Regions from separate parts of the Homo sapiens genome. Here region 2 is linked to region 1. Evidence: read pairs that join two places in POLR2A ChIA-PET (ENCODE). Cell type or tissue: MCF 10A. All regions are shown on one strand. Each heading gives the region's core, and the rest is flanking DNA. Links, peaks and the distances in the headings are about the cores only. Region 1 has its middle 20 kb from the start of TMEM250. Region 2 overlaps UBAC1 (UBA domain containing 1).

Region 1 (9,415 bases), core at 3,635-7,634:
GGAGCAGGGATTCCAGCTGCTGGGGGCCAGTGCAATCCAGAGACTGGGCTGAGGGAGCAGGCGAAAAGCCCAGTGCCCCCTCCCCGGCATGCACAGGCTTCCCAGGCCAAGGTCAACCCAGACCCCCTGGAGGTAGCTGGGCTGGCCCCAGTGGGCACAGAAGTCCTGCTGTCCCTGTAACTGGTCCCAGCTGGTTTTAAAACCTTCCCAAGTGTGAGCAGTGGGGATGGGAACCCTCATCCTGGCTTCTTGGATGAATGCCATCAGGGTGAGGAGCTTGGGTTGGGCCTCTGGGGAGGGGCAATAAAGGGCTCCCTCCAGGGAGGCTGCAGGCCTGGCCTGGGGACCTCGGTGCAGGGGGTGGGGGTTCTTGCTGGTTCCTCACCCTCCCGGAAGCACAGGGGCAGATCCGGGAGGTCAAGGGAGGGCGAGGCCTCCACTCCCCACCCCGGCCCCCGGCCAGCTCTGCTCCTCCTCTCCCCCACTCCTGGGGGTCCTGTTGACTTGGAGGACTTGGATGGGGAGAACTGAGAGCCTTGAGTGTCCCTTGAGCGCCCCCTGGTTTCACAACCACAAGCCTGGAACCCTAGGAGGGCGGGAGACTTGTTCCAGGTCTCACGGGAAGAGGCAGAGCCAGGACTCCCTGTCCAGGACCTTGCCTCAGTTTCCCCTTCCACTGGATAAACTGGGGCCCCTGCCACCCCAGGACCTCTGGGAGACCTTGGGGATCGCAAAGGCAGCCGCCCTGGGCAGCCCGCAGGAGGGCACGGGAGGAGTGTCCCCCAGGCCATGGGGCACGGACTGACCTGTGGCCCAGCCCACCAGCCAGGAATGGGGACCGTCCTGGCGGCTTGGGCTGGGGGCCTCAGCACCTGCGTGCTCCGAGAGGTCCTCCACATCTGCATCCATGCCCAGGGTCGGGACCCCTCCTTGCCTCAGAGCCCGGCCAACCTCAGAGGCCGCCTGGGACACATGGAAACAGATGAATCATAAGTTTTAAATTTTTCCAGTTTTACAACCTGGAGACAGGCTTTTAAACAGCCTCACCAGCCAGAGGGTGGGGGTCTCGCTTTAGGAGGGACGCGGCCGCCCTGAGCAGGTGGGGTATGCTTGCCCCCACCCCCACCCAGGGATCCTTCCCGAGCCCCCGGGGAGCCTCTGGCCATGAGCGATGATGCGGAGAACCCAGGGGACTGTCCCTTCGGCTCGTAGAATAGGGATTCTGGCCCATGAGCATTGATCTCTCTGAGTTTTTAAAGGAAATTTTATTTGTTTGGGGTTTCTAGTCATTAAGTTAAAACCAGTAAAATAGAGCAAAATCAATACCTGTAGGACCCAGCACAACCAGTCTGCATTACGATGCTAAATAGGCTGAGTAAATGGTGAGCCAGGGTTAGGCTGGGGGAAGGGCCTGGCAAGTGTGGGAGCCTGGGGAGTGTGGGGAGGTTGGGGAGGGAGGGAGCCCCAGGAGGTGGAGAGGGAGCCCTGGGAGGGAGAGTGGGGTCCTGCGGGCTTCTCCTGAGCTCGAGGGGAGCTGCGAGGACTGCAGGGGCCAGTGCTGGTGGAGGCATCGGCTTTGGGGCAGAAATGGTGATCTCGAAGTCCAGAGGGTCTCAAGCCTCCCTGCTGCCCCTCACACCCTCTGCCCTTTGAACCCCAGAAGCATGCAGGGACCCTAAGCTCCCTGGATGTGCCAGCTCTGCAGAGGGTGCCGACTGCTCTAGGCCTTGCCTCCTTCTCAGTGATGCCTGACGTGGTAGTGGCAGGAGGAGGCCCTGCCCCGGGTAGGTGCTGCCAGCCTCCCACTGTGAGCCTGCCCTGGGCCCCGTCCCCACGAGTCTCCCAGAGGTGGCGTTGCTGTCCGGTCTGCAGGGAGGGCGGGCCCTGGGCTGTAGGCTTCTTGAGGCGGGCACTGGTCACAGCTGGGACTAGGTGAGAGCAGAATTAAGCTTTGGAGAATGGCTGGGACTGCAGTTGCTGCCTTGGAAAGCTCCAGAATGCTCTAGAAAGCTCGCTATGCTGCCAGGAGGCCAGAGCTGGGCAGGAGCTGAGGGTGAGCAGCCTCCGGGTTGGGGTGGGCAGAGACAAGGGAGCTCTGCCGGGGTGGGATGGGCTTAGCAGGGAAGGAAGCTGGCTCGCTGGCTCGGTGCTGGGCGCCATGAGTTTCCAGAAGCTTCTTGTCTTGGGGGAGCCACACGTGTGCCTCAGCCAATAGGGCCTGGCTGGAAAATCCACAGCTTCTGGTCTCTAGCGCTCAGCCCCTCACAAGATAGGGAATGACGGGGCAGGCGGCCTGCACTTAGCCTCTATATTTTATTTATTTATTTTGAATTTTTATTCATTTTTATTGCTTTTTGAGACGGAGTCCCCCTCTGTTGCCCAGGCTAGAGTGCGCAATCTCGGCTCACTGCAACCTCCGCCACCCAGGTTCAATCAATTCTCCTGCCTCAGCCTCCCGAGTAGCTGGGACTACAAGCATGCACCAACACGCCCAGTTAGTTTTTGTATTTTTAGTAAAGACAGGGTTTCGCCATGTTGGCTAGACTGGTCTCAAACTCCTGACCTCAGGTGATCAGCCCACCTCGGCCTCCCAAAGTGCTGGGATTACAGGTGTGAGCCACTGCACCCAGCTGACCTCTATATTTTAAATAATAGCTTTATTGAGATAGAACTCACATCGCATCCAATTTATCCAGTTAGAGCGTATGATTCAATGGCTTTCTGTATACTCACGGATGTGTGCAACTATCAACACAGTCAATTTTGGAACATTTTCTTCACTTCAGAAAGAAACCCCAGGAAATTCTGGCACGAGCTACGATGGGGACGTGCCTGGAGGATGTTGTGCTCAGGGAAAGCAGCCAGCCATGAAAAGGCAAGGCCTGCCTGATTCCTCCTCCGAGAGGCCCTGGAGACAGACAGCAGAGGCGTGTACGCCAGGGGCGGGGGGAGGGGGTGGGAACAGAGCTTCAGTTTGGAAAGAGGGAAAGCTGTGTCGATGGAGGAAGATGTTGTTTGCACAGCAACGTGAATGCACTTAATGCCACTGAGGCGTGCGGTTCAGAATCGTGAGGATGGAGTGATGGTTAATTTCATGTGTCAACTTGACTTGGCTGCTGGGTTCCCAGATATCTGTTCGAACATTTGGCTGGGTGCAGTGGCTCATGCCTGTAATGCCAACGCTTTGGGAGGCCGAGGCCAGAGGATCGCTTGAGCCCAGGAGTTTGAGACTAGCCTGGGCAACACAGTGAGACCCGGTCTCTACAAAAATAAATAAATTAGGCTGGCCACAATGGCTCACCCTGTAATTCCAGCACTTTGGGAGGTCGGGGCAGGTGGATGACTTGAGGCCAGGAGTTCGAGACCAGCCTGGCCAACATGGTTAAACCCCGCCTCTACTAAAAAATACAAAAATTAGCCGGGCCTGGTGGTGCACACCTGTAATCCCAGCTACTCGGGAGGCTGAGGCACGAGAATCACTTGAAGCTGGGAGGCGGAGGGTACAGTCAGCTGAGTTCGTGCCACTGCATTCCCGTCTGGGTGACAGAGTGAGACTCTGTCTCAAAAAATAAATAAATAATAAATAAGCTGGGCATGGTGGTGTGCACCTGTAGTCTCAGCTACTTGAGGCTGAGGTGGGAGGGACACATAAGCCCAGGAGTTCGAGGCTGCAGTGAGCCGAGATCACGCCACTCATTCCTTTTTTTTTTAGGCCCACATCACAGTTCCCTCAATAGATCTATTGTTTATCCACTCACCCATCCATGGGCCTTGGGGCTGTTTCCACATTTTGGCTTTTGTGAGTAACGCTGCTGTGGACATTCCTGTGCAAGTTCTTGCAGGTGCCTGCTTTCATTTTTTTGGGTTTGAACCCAGGAATTGGATTGCTTGGTCACATGGTAACTGTGCTTCAGAGTCTGAAGAACCACCAGAGTGTTTTCGCAAAGCTCAACCATTATTCCATTCTATTCTATTCTATTCTATTCTATTCTATTCTATTCTATTCTATTCTATTTTAATTTTTAGTCAAGTCTTGCTCTGTCACCCAGGCTGGAGTGCAGTGGCTCGATCTCAGCTCACTGCAACCTCTGCCTCCCAGGTTCAAGCAATTCTCCTGACTCAGCCTTCTGAGTAGCTGGAACTACAGGCATGCACCACTATGCCCAGCTCATTTTTGTATTTTTAGTAGAGACGGGCTTTCACCATGTTGGCCAGGCTGGTCTTGAACTCCTGACCTCAGGTGATCCACCCGCCTCAGCCTCCCAAAGTGCTGGGATTACAGGTGTGAGCCACCGCACTCAGCCCTTACCTCTATTCTATTGATTGATTGATTGATTTTTTTTTTTTTTTTTTTTTGGTAAGAGATAGAGTCTCACTCTGTCATCCAGGCTAGAGTACAGTGGTGTGATCACAGCTCACCACAGGCTTGAACTACTGGGTTCAAATGATTCTCCCACCTCAGCCTCCTGAGTAGCTAGGACTACAGGCACGCACCACCACAACTGGCTAATTTTTTTTACATTATTTTTTGTAGAGATGGAGTCTCGCTATGTTGCCCAGGCTGGTCTCCAACTCCAGGCTTCAATCAGTCCCCCCTCGTCTTCCCAAAGTGCTGGGATCACAAGCAGGAGCCCCTGTGCCCCGCCACCAGCCTCTATTTTTAAAAGCTGTTTGTGGCTGGGTGCAGTGGCTCACGCCTGTAATCCCAGCACTTTGGGAGGCCAAGGTGGGCGGATCACCTGAGGTCAGGAGTTCGAGACCAGCCTGACCAACATGGAGAAACCCCGTGTCTACAAAAATGCAAAAATTAGCCAGGCATGATGGCGGGTGCCTGTAATCCCAGCTACTCAGGGGGCTGAGGCAGGAGAATTGCTTGGACCTGGGAGGTGGAGGTTGCAGTGAGCCAAGATCGTGCCATTGCACTCCAGCCTGGGCAACAAGAGCGAAACTCCATCTCAAAAAAAAAATAAATAATAAATAATTAAAAAAATCCCTGCTTTTATGATCTATTCCAATTAGGAAAGAGAAATTTCCTTCTACAGAAGGTATTCTCCCGCCCTGGGAGCAGCCAAGAGTCAAAGGTCACCACTGCATACTGGACAGGAGGGCTTGTGTCCTTCTGAGGCTTTCAGTAATGAAGGGCTGTCGCCGGAGCTGCTGTTCCAGATGCTTGGGGGGCTTTAATCTCGAGGTGACTTGGAGGCTCACATGTCCTGCAGAGGGCGCTGGCGTTCCTGGGAGACAGGTGAGTGAAGGGTTTCCTGTGTGCAAACACCCCACTGCCTTTCTTGTGTCCCGCTCCTTCCCGGGAGCCATCAAGCTCCAGTGCAGCCACCGCGTGGTGCTCTGTACTCTAGGGACCTGGCTGGGGACATGTGAGGCACCACTGGGTGAGACCACCTGCCATCAGGACTACAGCTCCCTCAGGAGCAAGGCAGGGCTGAAACTGTCCAGGAAGGACCAAACTTTCCAAAAATAACCCACAAAATGGATTCCCTGCACCCCACATCCTCCTCCCCATCCAGAGGCCCCCTGGGATCACCTAAGGAAACCCCTCTCCACCGCCAGCCCGGGGACCAGCAGAGACCCGAGCCACTGTGGGATTTCCAGAAACCCCACCCAGTAGCAAGGGCGGCCTTTCCCCATGGCGAAAAACCCTTGGCCTAGGGAAGGGAGGTTTTGGGGAGGGGAGAGGAGGGAAGGGGAAGGGAGGGGGAGGGAGGGGGAGGGAGGGGAGAGGAGGGGAAGCGAGGGGAGAGGAGGGTGGGTCAGCAGAGGATTCTGCCCGTGCTGCTGTGAGACAAACCTCACCCAGCGGAGGAGGGATTTTCCTTTTTGGCTGTCCGACTCCACCTGCCAAAATTCACAAGCTCACACAAAAGAGGTGTTTGGCACTTGAATTCCACAGAAAATTAAATCAATTACCAAGTCTAATAAAGAACTCCAGGTTTTTAATTAAACTAAGCTTAATTAAATGGCGAGCGTGCCGTTCTGTCGATGCCCTGATCGGGCCCTGGGGGCTGGGAACGTCTGAGTGGCCCACGCTGGCGTGGCCGCTGGCAGGGGATGGGGGGATCGATGGGCCGCTGTGGAGCCGTGGCAGGGTGACAGGCAGCCGGGGTCCCAGCCTGCCCCAAAGAACAAGACTCTGCAGAGAATCGGGGACTTGCAGCTGGACAGACCCTGGTGACCTCCCAGTCCTTTGACAGAAGGGGGTGGGGCCCCTGAGCCAATGACACGCTGAGGGGGTACCTGCGAGCGCCGCAGCCAGGCCCACGCCACCTCCTCTGCTTGCAGGGTGCATGTTTCCAGGAGTCTCCTCTGCCCCAGGTCTCTGCCTGATGGCTGCTTGCAAAGCCCCAGCTGGGCACCCTGCACCCAGTTCCCTTACTGGGACCCTTCCCTCTTCCCTGCTCACCTGGCCCTGCCCGTCCCGGTTCCTGGTGCATTCTTGGCCTTCAGCCCAGGGCCATTAGTGGTCAGAGGAAGCAAAGGCCTGACCCAGCCAAAGGCTGTCATTGTTTCCCTAGAGCCATCTGTGCCAGAACCATGACCCTGGGCAGGGGAGACTCCGGGAGAAAATGTCTCTCCCAAGCAGCCACTCTGCCAGACACAGCGCCCTGCCCTCACTGGTCCTCAGACTGCCTGCTGCCAGCCCTGGGTGCTGACTGCTACAGAGGTGACACCTGGCCACACGGCCCCTGCCTGGTCTGCAGTGGGCAAGCACAGATAGACGTGGGGATGCTTTTCTGGGGGCGAAGAGATCAGGAATGCACAGGGGACTCTGCTTCAGAGCCTAGGGAGGGCCAGGCCCCGCAGTAAACAGCCCTGGGTTCAAGTCCTGCTCGCCATGAGCCGGTGAGTTTGTGACTTCGTGTCTCTGGGCTCTGCAAAGTGGAGGTGGAAACAGCCCCGCTTCCCAGCCCGCTGGGGGATTCAGCTTTATCCGGGGCACGTAAAGTGCTCATTGAGTCCCCACAATGGCCCACGAAACTAAGCGAAAGCCAAGGTGCCCAAAAGAGATCCCGGCAGGCCCCCTCTCCACCTCTGGGCCCTCTCTAACTGGACTCCTCCTGCCAGCCTGAAACCTCAAGAACATCAGGGACCGCGATGCCTGCTGCTTCCCATGGAGTCTCCTCTTCTGCTCATGCTGCTGAGTGCTGGTTCCGATGGAGTCTCCTCTTCTGCTCAGGCAGTGCCAGGGGCGGCTGAGTGGCCCCTGCCCCAGGCACCTCCACTCGGCAGCGCCACGAGGTCCCAGTCCGCAGGTGGGAGCCATTCCAACCCACTGGCCCTGCAATTCCAGCCGAAGCACCCCAGGACACCGGCCTCCTTCCCCGGTGCGTCCATCCCTGCCGGGCTGTAGGAATTCCTTCAGGAGCTGCCGGTGCCCTGGGGGGTCTTCAAGCTTCACCCTTTCCCTGAGACAGCCTCGTGTCCCCTCCTCAGCCCCACTCCATTCTCAGGCGCAGGAGTGCGCCCCTGCAGCCCGCCCAGGCCCCCGAGGCTGATGGATGTGTGTTGACGGTGGTGTGTTGGGAGCATCCCATCCCCGGCACCAAGAACCAAATGCATAATAAAAAGATAGAACCATCACTGCAATTGTCTGATCTATATTTATTTCATAACATGCAGAATTAATAAGATACCGGGTTTAAAGCTACCATGGTAACCAAATGCAGAATGGCTTGTCCCAGGAAATAGATGAATTCATAAATAACCCCGAAGTGCTGATATCAACAGTCGCGGGACCCTCCTGCAATGTTAATTCGACGCCCGTGCCCCCTGCGGCCTGTGTCCGGCGCATCCCGGGCATCTGGAGTGAGGGACACTTGTGGCTTCCACCACAAGCGTCACTCCAGGGACAATAGACTGGCTGCCCTTACCTGGAGCCTGGTATGTGATGGCCAAGTCCTCAAGACTGGGCAAATCGGAGCCCCTGCCAAGCTCTGATCCCTGTGGGGACCAGCTCTGCAGATAAATGGCCACTGGGAGGTTGTGGGGGTGGGCACAGCAGGCCACCCTATCGCCCTGTAGTTCTGACAGCCAGGCGGGAGCCTCTGGTCCTGCCTTTGTAGGCACCAAGGCAATTCATGGGAGAAGGCATCTGTTCATTCATGCAATCAGGCATTCCTTTGACAAATGTCTCCTGGCCACCAAGCTTGTGGGCACACAGCAGGCGGGCTGGGCAGGGGAGCAGCCTCCAGACACTCAAGCAGCTGACCCTGCCTCCCCGGCCAACGGCAGGAAATGCTGGGGCCACCTCAGGGCTGTCCCTCCGCACGGGGTGAGAGCCCTGCTGGACATTCCCTTAGCACTTGACTGAGAGCTGGTCACATGCTGCCTGTGCCACTGTGGGTCTCCATGACCTTCACGTTCCACAACAGAACAGCTCCCCACGGCCACGATTGTGCCAAGGGGCGTGCAGGGGCCATGGCAGCATGTGACAGTAGCCAGCAAGGGCCAGGGCAGCATGTGACAGTAGCCAGCAAGGGCCACGGCAGCTGCCCGACCAGCTGCCCACAGGATGGGGCTAAGCCACGCTTCCAGGTGGGTGGCCCTGGCCTCGATTCAGGCCTCAGCCCGTCCTGAGGGTGAGTGCCCCTGCCCCAGGAGCCTGTCTCCTGTCTGAGCAATGTGAACCCCTGCCCCTGCCTGGCCAGAATCCCAAGAAAGAATCCAATAGAATCAGTGAAACCCCGGGGCAGGGGTGAGGGAGGCATGAGGCAAGCACCGGGGACCCTTAGGGCAGGGAAACTATTGTACAGAGCGCTGTGAGGGTGGGTGCTGTCTTTATGCACCTGTCCAAAGCCACGCCATGCACACCTCCAAGAGGGACCCCTAATGTACGCTGTGGACTCTGAGGAATGATGATTTTGCTGTGAACCTAAAACTGCTCTAAACAATAAAGTCTAGGCTGGGCGCGGTGGCTCACGCCTGTAATCCCAGAACTTTGGGAGGCCAAAGTGGGTGGATCACTTGAGGTCAGGAGTTCGAGACCAGCCTGGCCAACATGGTGAAAACCCGTCTCTACTAAAAATACAAAAACTAGCCAGGCGTGGTGGCTCACGCCTGTAGTCCCAGCTACTTGGGAGGCTGAGGCAGGAGAATGGCTTGAACCTGGGAGGAAGAGGTTGCAGTGAGCTGAGATCACGCCATTGCACTCCAGCCTGGGTGACAGAGCCAGACTCCAACTCAAAAAAAAAAAAGTCTATATTTAGTTTTTCTCTTCTTTTTTCTTTTTTTGAGACAAAGTCTCACTCTGTCACTCCGGAGTGCCATGGTGCAGTGGCCTGATCATGGCTTGCTGCAGCCTCCACCTCCTGGGCTTCAGTGAGCCTCCTGCCTCAGCCTCCCAAGAAGCTAGGACTACAAGTGCACACCACCATGCCTGGCTAATTTTTTTAAAGAAAAT
Region 2 (9,415 bases), core at 1,561-5,560, 200 kb after region 1:
CTGTCGCCAGGCAGAGTCGCTGTGTCTTCCCTTGAGGTGGCGCCATGGAAAGGAAGCTGGGGCTGCATGGCTGACCTTGGGCTGAGCTGGCTCCTGTCCCAGGAGAGAGAGAAGCTGGGGAAGGGGTTTACAGGTGGGCCTGGGAAATGGCGAGCCTGGGGGCGGTGGGCCTGGGGACCGTGGCCCGAGTTTCTGAGCACACCTGTAAGTTATCCTGGCTTGAATCCAGGCGCCCCAGTTTCCTCTGTGTTGCCACATTCGTCACCTTTTGAAAAACTTGATATTTTACAGTTCCTTCTGACCACTCATCCACAAGCCCCCCCTGTTCGGCAGCCTCTCTGCGGGGTGGGGGCCCTGCCCAGAGACCGGGAGGGTCATTTGCCGTCGGGGGTGTCCATGAGCGAGGGGCCGCTCAGGCTGCCAGCCGCCTCCATGGCACAGTCTGCAGGGCTGAAGGGTCCCTGCGCCTGTGTGTGTGGACCTTCCTCGCCCGCGCCTCATCTCCCCATTCTTCCTTCTCTCTCCTGTTCTTTGATTCGGGTTTTACTTCCTCCTTGGAGGTTTCTGTCTGTCTCCGACATGCTCAGATGGCAGATCTGCTCCATCTGCATGCTGTCGTCTCGTGTGGCACTGATCGTTTCCTTGGGGTGTGTGACATTGTGCTGTGGCCTCACCTGCGGAGCTCGTGTTTTCCATGGAGTTCCATGTGGCCAGGCTGTAGACATCCACCTGGGGTGATTCTGAGTTTGCTTCTGCTGGTGATGAGTGGGGCCCCTGCCCCACCATGTCCCGCAGTGTAACCCCCGGCTTCGCAGCTCAGGTCTTCCCTGCACAGGGTTCCGTGGAGACAAATGCTTTTCTTTGTTTCTTTTAAAATTTAATTTAATGTTAAGTTCTGGGATACATATGCAGGATGTGCAGGTTTGTTACATAGGTAAACATGTGCCATGGTGGTTTGCTGCACGTGTCAGCCCATCACCTAGGTATGAAGCCCAGCATGCACTAGCTATTTTTCATGATGCTCTCCCTCCCCCAGACCCCCTGATGGGCCCCGGTGTGTGATGTTCCCCTCACTGTGTCCATGTGTTCTCATTTTTCAGCTCCCACTTATAAGTGAGAACATGAGGGGCTTGGTTTTTTGTTCCTGTGTTAGTTTGCTGAGGACAGTGGCTTCCAGCTTCATCCATGACCCTGCAAAGGACGTGATCTCGTTCCTTTTTATGGCTGCATAGTATTCCATGGTGTATATATCCCACATTTTCTTTATTCAGTCTATCCGGTTTCTTTTCTTATCCGTGGGCATTTGAGTTGATTCTATGTCTTTGCTATTGTGAGTAGTGCTGCAGTGAACATACGTGTGCACATATCTTTATAACAGAATGATTTCTATTCCTTTGGGTATATACCCAGTAATGGAATTGCAGGGACAAATGGTATTTCTGTTTCTAGGTCTTTGAGGAATCACCACATGTCTTCCACAGTGGTTGAACTAATTTACATTCCCACCAGCAATGTAAAAGCGTTCCTATTTCTCCACAGCCTCACCAGCAGCTGTTGTTTCTTGACTTTTTAATAATCATCATTCTGATTGGCATGAGATGGTATCTCATTGTGGTTTTGATTTGCATTTCTCTAATGATCAGTGATGTTGAGCCTTGCTCTGTCGCCCAGGCTGGATTCTTCCTGCCTCAGCCTCCTGAGTAGCTGGGACTACAGGCACACACCCACCACGCCCAGCTAATTTTTGTACTTTTAGTGGAGACAGGGTTTCACCATGTTGGCCAGGCTCGTCTCAAACTCCTGACCTCAAGCGATCTGCCCGCCTCGGCCTCCCAAAGTGCTGGGATTACAGGTGTGAGACACTGCGCCCGGCCAACTGTCTTCTTTTGAGAAGAGTCTGATCATGTCCTTTGCCCACTTTTTAATGGGGTTGTTTTTTTCTTGTAAATTTGTTTATTCCATGTAGATTCTGGATATTAGACCTTTGTCAGGTGAATAGATTGCAAAAACGTTCCCTTCTGTAGGTTGTCTGTTCACTCTGAGGGTAGTTTCTTTTGCTGTGCAGAAGCTCTTTAGTTAGATCCCATTGAGACAAATGCTTTTCTAGTCTATTTTCTCATCTTTTCAGGGTCCTGTTTTAAGTAAGGGTCTCAGTTCCCACTCCCTACCTCCCATGGGCCCAAGGCGCACGTTCTGTCTGTGTGTAGACATCAGACCCCGCCCTCCCAGGGCAGCCCCTGCGCACACCCTCTCCCAGGGCTAGCTTTCTGTCTCTTCCTTCTTGGGTTTCTCACTTGTGGATATCCCTTTCTTGTGAGGTTAGCTCTGCATGTAAAAGTTTCTCTTTTTTTTTTTTTTTTTGAGACAGTTTCACTCTGTCACCCAGGCTGGAGTGGCGGTGGCACAATCATGGCTCACTGCAGCCTTGACCTCCTGGGCTCAAATGATGCTACTTCAGCCTCCTGAGTAGCTCTTACAGGCACGCACCACCACACAGGGCTAATTTTTTATTTTTTAAAATTTTGTACAGATAGGGATCTCCCTGTGTTGCCCAGGCTGGTGTTGAACTCCTGGCCTCAAGTGATCCTCCTGCCTTGGCCTCCCAAAGCGCTGGAATTACAGGCATGAGCCATTGTGCCTAACCTAAAAGCATTTTTGTTTTATTTTCATCTAGCATTTCTAGGTTTAGCAGGAAGTTTGTCTCGTTGTGCTTGTCTCCTAGGGAGCCAAGTTTACATCTGATCCTGGAAGCCTGTCCAAGTGGAGCAGTCACTCTCCAGCTGGGTCCCTTGTGCTCTGAGGTTGGACTTCGCACTCTCGTGTGTTGTGGTCCTGCACGGTCTCTTGGAGGTTGTTAGTCATATACTTTCTTGCCATCTTAAGCCTTTTTGTTAAATATGGATGCTCATTCTTAACAATCTTAACGTGCTCGTTTTCCTAAGATCTTCCCCATTGCCATTCCCTCCCGTCATCTCTCTGTGTCAGAACAACATTCCGTAGAATGTCTTCTTTGATGAAAATCATCACAAGGTGGTCAAGGCTTGAGGGGCCAGCCCATCAGTCCTCCTAGCCTTTGGTTTCTGTACAAGTCATGAGATCAGGCAGTCGTCCAGTAGGGATCGAGATACTAGCTTTGTTACTGAGAAAGGATTGGAGAGCTCTGACTTGAGGCCAAAACAGATTTCCTGCTGCCCCTCCCTTCCCAGTGGTAGACAGGATGCCTGCTGTCCGGGGGCAGAGCTGGCAGGGCCCGACGTCCTGCAGCCCGTGAGCGCAAGGCCCCTCTCCCATTGCCCACAAGCAAGTCTTTGCCCCCATGGGCTGGGAGGGAGGGCAGGGACTGCCAGGTGTTGCCTTGGGAGTACTGGGGCATCATTTCCTGGGCTGAGGTAGAAATGAGCGACAGTACTTCCTATTGAAGCTAGTGAGGAGGGCATCCTGTCCTTGAATTCAGTAGATTCCAGGCTATTCTGTATGACTTTGATATCAAAATATTGTGCGGTGGGTTCTTCCAGAGTTCATTGTTGGAGCTCCTGGATTAGGGTGTGGCTCAGGAAGGCAATTGTGATGGACCATAAATAGAAAATACAGAGTTTTTTCTTTTTTGAGATGGAGTCTCACTGTGTCGCCCAGGCTGGAGTACAGTGGTGCGATCTTGGCTCACTGCAACCTCCACTTCCCAGGTTCAAGCGATTCTCCTGCCTCAGGCTCCCGAGTAGCTGGGATTACAGGTGCCCGCCACCACGCCCAGCTACTTTTTGTATTTTTAGTAGAGATGGGGTTTTCCCATGTTGGCCAGGCTGGTCTCAAACTCCTGACCTCAAGTGATCCTCCCACCCCGGCCTCCCAAAGTGCTGGGATTACAGGCGTGAGCCACTGCTCCCGGCTGGGACTTTTGACCTGATCATGCACACAGTTTAGCTCTAGCCAGCATCCTTCCTGAGCTCCACCCCAGCTGAAGTCTTTTTCTGCCAGGTTCTCTTGGAAGCATCTGATGGTGCAGTCCAGACTGGCTGTGGACGTGCACCGTCCGCGGGGTGCAGTGCTGCATGAAGTCAGCCTGGGTGGTGCTGGGAGCTGTGTGGGGCTGGCACCCCTAGACCACCTTATGGTGGCCGGAAAACTGCCAAAGATGGAGAGGACTCTGGGGGCTTCAAGAGAGTGGGATCTGACCTTTCAGGGATTAGGAGAGGCCCTTGAAATTTTGATGAAGCCTTCATCTTACTTATTTATATTTTTTCAAAATGGACCCCTTTAAACATTGTGGTATAAATCTCCAGAGTAGAGGATGTATTATCTTGTTACATGAATTGTGTCCAGAAAATGTATGTCCTTCCCCAAAAACGAATTAGCATATGTTCAGTTGTAGCTTAAGTTTTGTTCAATATTAAAAGTTAAAAAATTAGTTTTAGGATTTTTTTTTTTTTTTTTTGAGATGGAGTCTCGCTCTGTCGCCCAGGCTGCAGTGCAGTGGCGCGATCTTGGCTCACTGCAAGCTCCGCCTTCCAGGTTCATGCCATTCTCCTGCCTCAGCCTCCCGAGTAGCTGGGACTACAGGCGCCTGCCACCACGCCCAGCTAATTTTTTTGTATTTTTAGTAGAGACGGGGTTTCACCGTGTTAGCCAAGATGGTCTTGATCTCCTGACCTGGTGATCCGCCTGCCTCGGCCTCCCAAAGTGCTGGGATTACAGGTGTGAGCCACCGCGCCCGGCCCTAGGATTTTTTTTTTTCTAAGATAAAATCTGAATAAAACCTTTTTTCACAGGTTACAATGGCATTTTTGTTTCCGTTGAGATTGCACTTACTGACGTGGCCTTTCCCTAATGCCACTTCTCTTTGGGTAACAAGGCCCTCTGGGGTAAACCTGCGGTGGCTGCCGAGACAGTCTTATCCACACAGTCATCGGGACAAACCTGAAAGGGTCTGAAGTTGGCCTGACTGCCTCGTGTCCACATAAGCGATGCGTTTCTACCTGTCACAACCTGTGGCTCCCTGAAGACAAGCCTGGGAGCTGCACTGCCCCCCGGCTCTGCTAACTACAGTCATCCCTGCACTTCCTCGGCTTTAGGATGCTGAAAACCAAGATCTGTTTTAGCAGAGCTGTGAGGAAAGAACGTGGACGGACAGCGTCCTCAGTGCTGTTGGGAGCACCCTCCGCTAGGGTGCGGGGAGCGGGCCCCTCTGCACGCAGGTCACTGGTTCCTCGGCCTCCTGCCGCCCCCAGCGAGCTAACGGCTGTGCTGTCCTCTAGGCCGTCATTTCCCTGATGGAGATGGGGTTCGACGAGAAAGAGGTGATAGATGCCCTCAGAGTGAACAACAACCAGCAGAATGCCGCGGTGAGTGTTGGGCTGTGGTGAGTGAGTGTGGGCTGTGGTGAGTGAGTGTGGGCTGTGGTAAGTGTGGGCTGTGGTGAGTGAGTGTGGGCTGTGGTGAGTGAGTGTGGGCTGTGGTGAGTGTGGGCTGTGGTGAGTGAGTGGGGGCTGTGATGAGTGAGTGTGGGCTGAGTGAGTGTGGGCTGTGGTGAGTGAGTGTGGGCTGTGAGTGTGGGCTGTGGTGAGTGAGTGTGTCAGGCTGGGCGAGTGCTGGGAGCCTCACTCGTGAGCGCCCCGGGCGTGGTGGAGGCCGTGTGTTTGCCTACTTTCACATGCAGCCGGCTATGTGGCTTTTAAAGTGAGACAATTGGATAGATGGCTCAAACAGTATAAAAATTTAAAAATACGGAATTCTAGGTTTTTAAAAGGGTGCCTTATATGTACATATTTTATGGATGGGTAATTTGTTCATTTTTTTTTTTTTTTAATTTTTTTGGAGTCAGGGTCTCACTCTGTCCCCCAGGCTGGAGTGCAGCGGTGTGATCACACTCACTGCAGCCTCGACCTCCTGGGCCCAAGCGATCCTCCTGCCTCAGCCTCCTGAGTAGCTGGGACCACAGGCATGCACCACTATGCCCGGCTAATTAGTTTTTTAGAGACAAGATCTCCCTTTGTTGCCCAGGCTGATCTTGAACTCCTGGCTTCAATCGATCCTCCTGCTTTGGCTTCCAAAGTGCTGGGATTACATGCATGAGCCACCACTCCCAGCCCATTTTTCTGATTAAACTGACTCAAGAATGATTCCCGTCCTGTGCCCGTGTGCCAGCTGGGCTGATGGAGCTGTGCCTGGGGAGGTCCCTGTGGTGGCCCACATCCCCCCCCCACCATCCCCCGTGCCAGTGGAGTTCGTGGCTCACACCTCCAAGACAGAGATGAGGAGCCTGTGTCCTCATGGCTCCAGCACTGCTGACTGCCCATAACAGGACCACAGGCAAGCTGGGCACTTGGTACATTTGTTAATCACCTTCCCAACACTCCTGGGTGGGCCACACTGGCCCAGGTAAGTGGGGAAGCGGCAGCAGTCAGTGATCCCTGCGACACCAGGGTCTGCAGAGAAAAGCGGACTAGCTCTTCCTTCTCTGGCCTGGTCTGACACGCACGGCAGTGAATCCAGACTGCGTTTGTCTTCACGGTAGAGTCCCTTCCAGGGAGATCAGCCCTGGGGGCTCAACAGGAACTCACAGAAAGGTGCAGGAGCTGTCATGCCTGCTGCTGGTGGCGTCTTGCGGAGGCACTGAAGGCGCTAACAGTGGTATTGGTGCTCTTGGCTTTGCAGTGCGAGTGGCTGCTGGGGGACCGGAAGCCCTCTCCGGAGGAGCTGGACAAGGGCATCGACCCCGACAGTCCTCTCTTTCAGGCCATCCTGGATAACCCGGTGGTGCAGCTGGGCCTGACCAACCCGAAAACATTGCTAGGTATGTGCGCCTTCTTTATGCTAAGTCTCGGGTCGGGGAGGCTGGCTGGTTCCCTTGCAGGACAAATAGGTGCTGCGGAGGCGATACGGAGGATCCAGCGCTGAGGATCGCCGTGCGCTGGCAGCACGTCCTGCCATGCAGGTTGGCATCCTGCGGGTGTAGTCCCGCTACGTCACTGTGGGGCCCGCAGGTCAGGTTCTGATCGTGGTGTGACTGTCTCCTGCGCGATGACCCTGACATAGGCCTCAGAAAACCAGTGCCAGTGGCTTTCCGAGGGCCAGCGGGGTGGAGACTGCGCCAGCAGCTTAGGAACTCACGGGAGGACAAGGTGTGGTTTGGGCTTTTGCTCTTACTACTCGTCAGGGTCTTCGATGGCAATGGTTTATTTTTATTGTGAGATACGTACATACAAAAGTGTATATGATGATGTAACTTTAAAGAAGAATAAAACTAATAGCCATGTATCTACTATTCAGCTTTGGGCCTGGGGTGCCCCTCCCCTATGCACCTCATCCCTCCCTCCGGTGTGGCCGTCGCCGTGGCCGCGGCTTACCTCTCTGCTTCCCGGTAGAGTTTTGCCGTATTTGTGTCTCCTTAAACAATCTCTCATTTGCTGCTGCCTTTGTGTAAGTAGAATCATGTTTTAAGCAGGCCTCTGTGACTGACTGCGTTCTTTGTGGGGGTTGTGGAGTATTTTCTTGATGGAAGGCACTGGGAACCCAGGGCTCGTTGGGTTGTCTACATGTGGTGCCACTCCTGATTTTTTTTTTTTTTTTTTTTTGAGACAGAGTCTCGCCTTGTCACCCAGGCTGGAGTGCAATGGCATGATCTCGGCCCACTGCAACCTCCGCCTCCCAGGTTCAAGCAATTCTCCTGCCTCAGCCTCCTGAGTACCTGGGATTACAGGCGTGCACTACCACGCCTGGCTAATTTTTCGTATTTTAGTAGAGACGGCTTTCACCATGTTTGCCAGGCTGGTCTCGAACTCCTGACCTCGTGATCCACCTGCCTCAGCCTCCCTAAGTGCTGGGATTACAGACCTGTTGGTCCCCAGGAGCTGAGTTCCTGGATGTTGGGAGGGCCTTTGCCACCCGAGCAGGCTGGAAGTGTCTCTGGAGCTGCGATGGCCGTGCCCTGATCTTGAAGGCTGGCCTTCTTTCAGAAGCGTATTGGCCGCCTGTAGAACCTTGGCTGTGAGAGACCTTCCGCTCAGCGTTTGGCCTGCTTTTCTCTTGGATTGTTTTCTTATTCATTCAGAAAGGTCCTCACCTCCTGGATGCTGACCCTTTTCCCATTATTTGTGTTGCAGATGCCGTTGTTCAGTTTCTGGTTTATTTCCTCACACTGATGGGCAGAATCCCGTGTTTTGATGTCCTTCAGTGTGTCTGTATTTTTTTTAAGATGTGAACCTTTAAAGAAAACCCTCCATGGCTGGGCGTGGTGGCTCACGCCTGTAATCCCAGCACTTTGGGAGGCTGAGGCAGGTGGATCACGAGGTCAGGAGTTCAAGACCAGCCTGGCCAAGATGGTGAAACGCTGTCTTTACTAAAAATACAAAAAATTAGTTGGGCATGGTGGTATGCACCTGTAATCCCAGCTACTCTGGAGCTGAGGCAGAGAATTGCTTAAACCTGGGGGGCGGAGGTTGCAGTGAGCCGAGATCGTGCCACTGCACTCTAGCCTGGGCGTCAGAGCAAGACTCCACCTCAAAAAAAAAAAAAAGAAAAAGGAAAACCCTCCTATCCGAAAGTCAGAAACACGTTTTCCTTTTATTTTTTTTTCCAAAAATGTTAAAAGTTTCTCTTAATTTAAGTCCATAATCTACCTAGAAGTATGTGTGTGGTGTGAGGTAGGGATCTTCTTTGTACCCAAATTCTAAAACTTGAGAATGGTCTTTTGTGAGTTTATTTTTATTCTTAGTGATTCCTTTCACACTGAAAGCATATTCCTCCTAGCTCTCCAGCTGTTTGTATACCTTAGGATGTTAGTGTGTGCTGCCTTGGGGTCTGTCCAATAACTTTTTCTTTTTTTTTTCCTAATAGAAATAGGCTCTTTCTCTGTCACCCAGGCTAGAGTGCAGTGATGGCGCCACTGTCCATGCAAGATCTGCCCCCAGCACACACACTTGCCCACCTCCATATTATAGACAAGACCTTCATTGTTTTAACTTGTATTCCTCTTTTTTTTTTTTTTTTTGAGATGGAATCTCGCTCTGTCACCCAGGCTGGAGTGCAGTGGCACGATCTCAGCTCACTGCAAGCTCCGCCTACCGGGTTCACGCCATTCTCCTGCCTCAGCCTCCTGAGTAGCTGGGACTACAGGTGCCCGCCACCGTGCCCGGCTAATTTTTTGTATTTTTAGTAGAGACAGGGTTTCACCGTGTTAGCCAGGATGGTCTTGATCTCCTGACCTCGTGATCCGCCCGTCTCGGCCTCCCAAAGTGCTGGGATTACAGGCTTGAGCTACTGCGCCTGGCCACTTGCATTCCTTTTGGTTATTAGCAATGTTGAATACTTTTCTGTTGGCCATTGCATTTCTTCTTTTACATACTGTCTATGCGTGTCATCTATTTGTTTTCCTTCTTTTTATGGAGACAGGGTCTTGATCTGTCACCCAGGCTGGAGT

What was found. ChIA-PET counts read pairs that join two places held together with the same protein. Peaks named below come from ENCODE experiments on the same cell type or tissue, not always from the same donor. Only the 100,000 strongest peaks of a DNase experiment are listed, where the experiment ranks them.
Region 2: POLR2A ChIA-PET joins it to region 1 with 5 read pairs; 2 of 35 experiments call an interaction of 5 or more read pairs at or near these places.

The regions. Positions count from the first base shown.
Region 1 is chr9:136,134,614-136,144,028 of GRCh38, reverse strand. No RefSeq gene overlaps it. Among named protein-coding and RNA genes, the nearest start is that of TMEM250, 20 kb to the right of the region's middle. RefSeq lists an enhancer at 7,906-8,446. In MCF 10A, for the core only: no CTCF peak of the experiment used is centred there; a DNase peak (open chromatin) is centred at 5,218.
Region 2 is chr9:135,935,597-135,945,011 of GRCh38, reverse strand. UBAC1 (UBA domain containing 1) reads left to right here. Exons shown (of 10, transcript NM_016172.3): 8 at 5,253-5,339; 9 at 6,652-6,790. Among named protein-coding and RNA genes, the nearest start is that of UBAC1, 21 kb to the left of the region's middle. RefSeq lists a silencer at 2,995-3,289. In MCF 10A, for the core only: no CTCF peak of the experiment used is centred there; no DNase peak of the experiment used is centred there.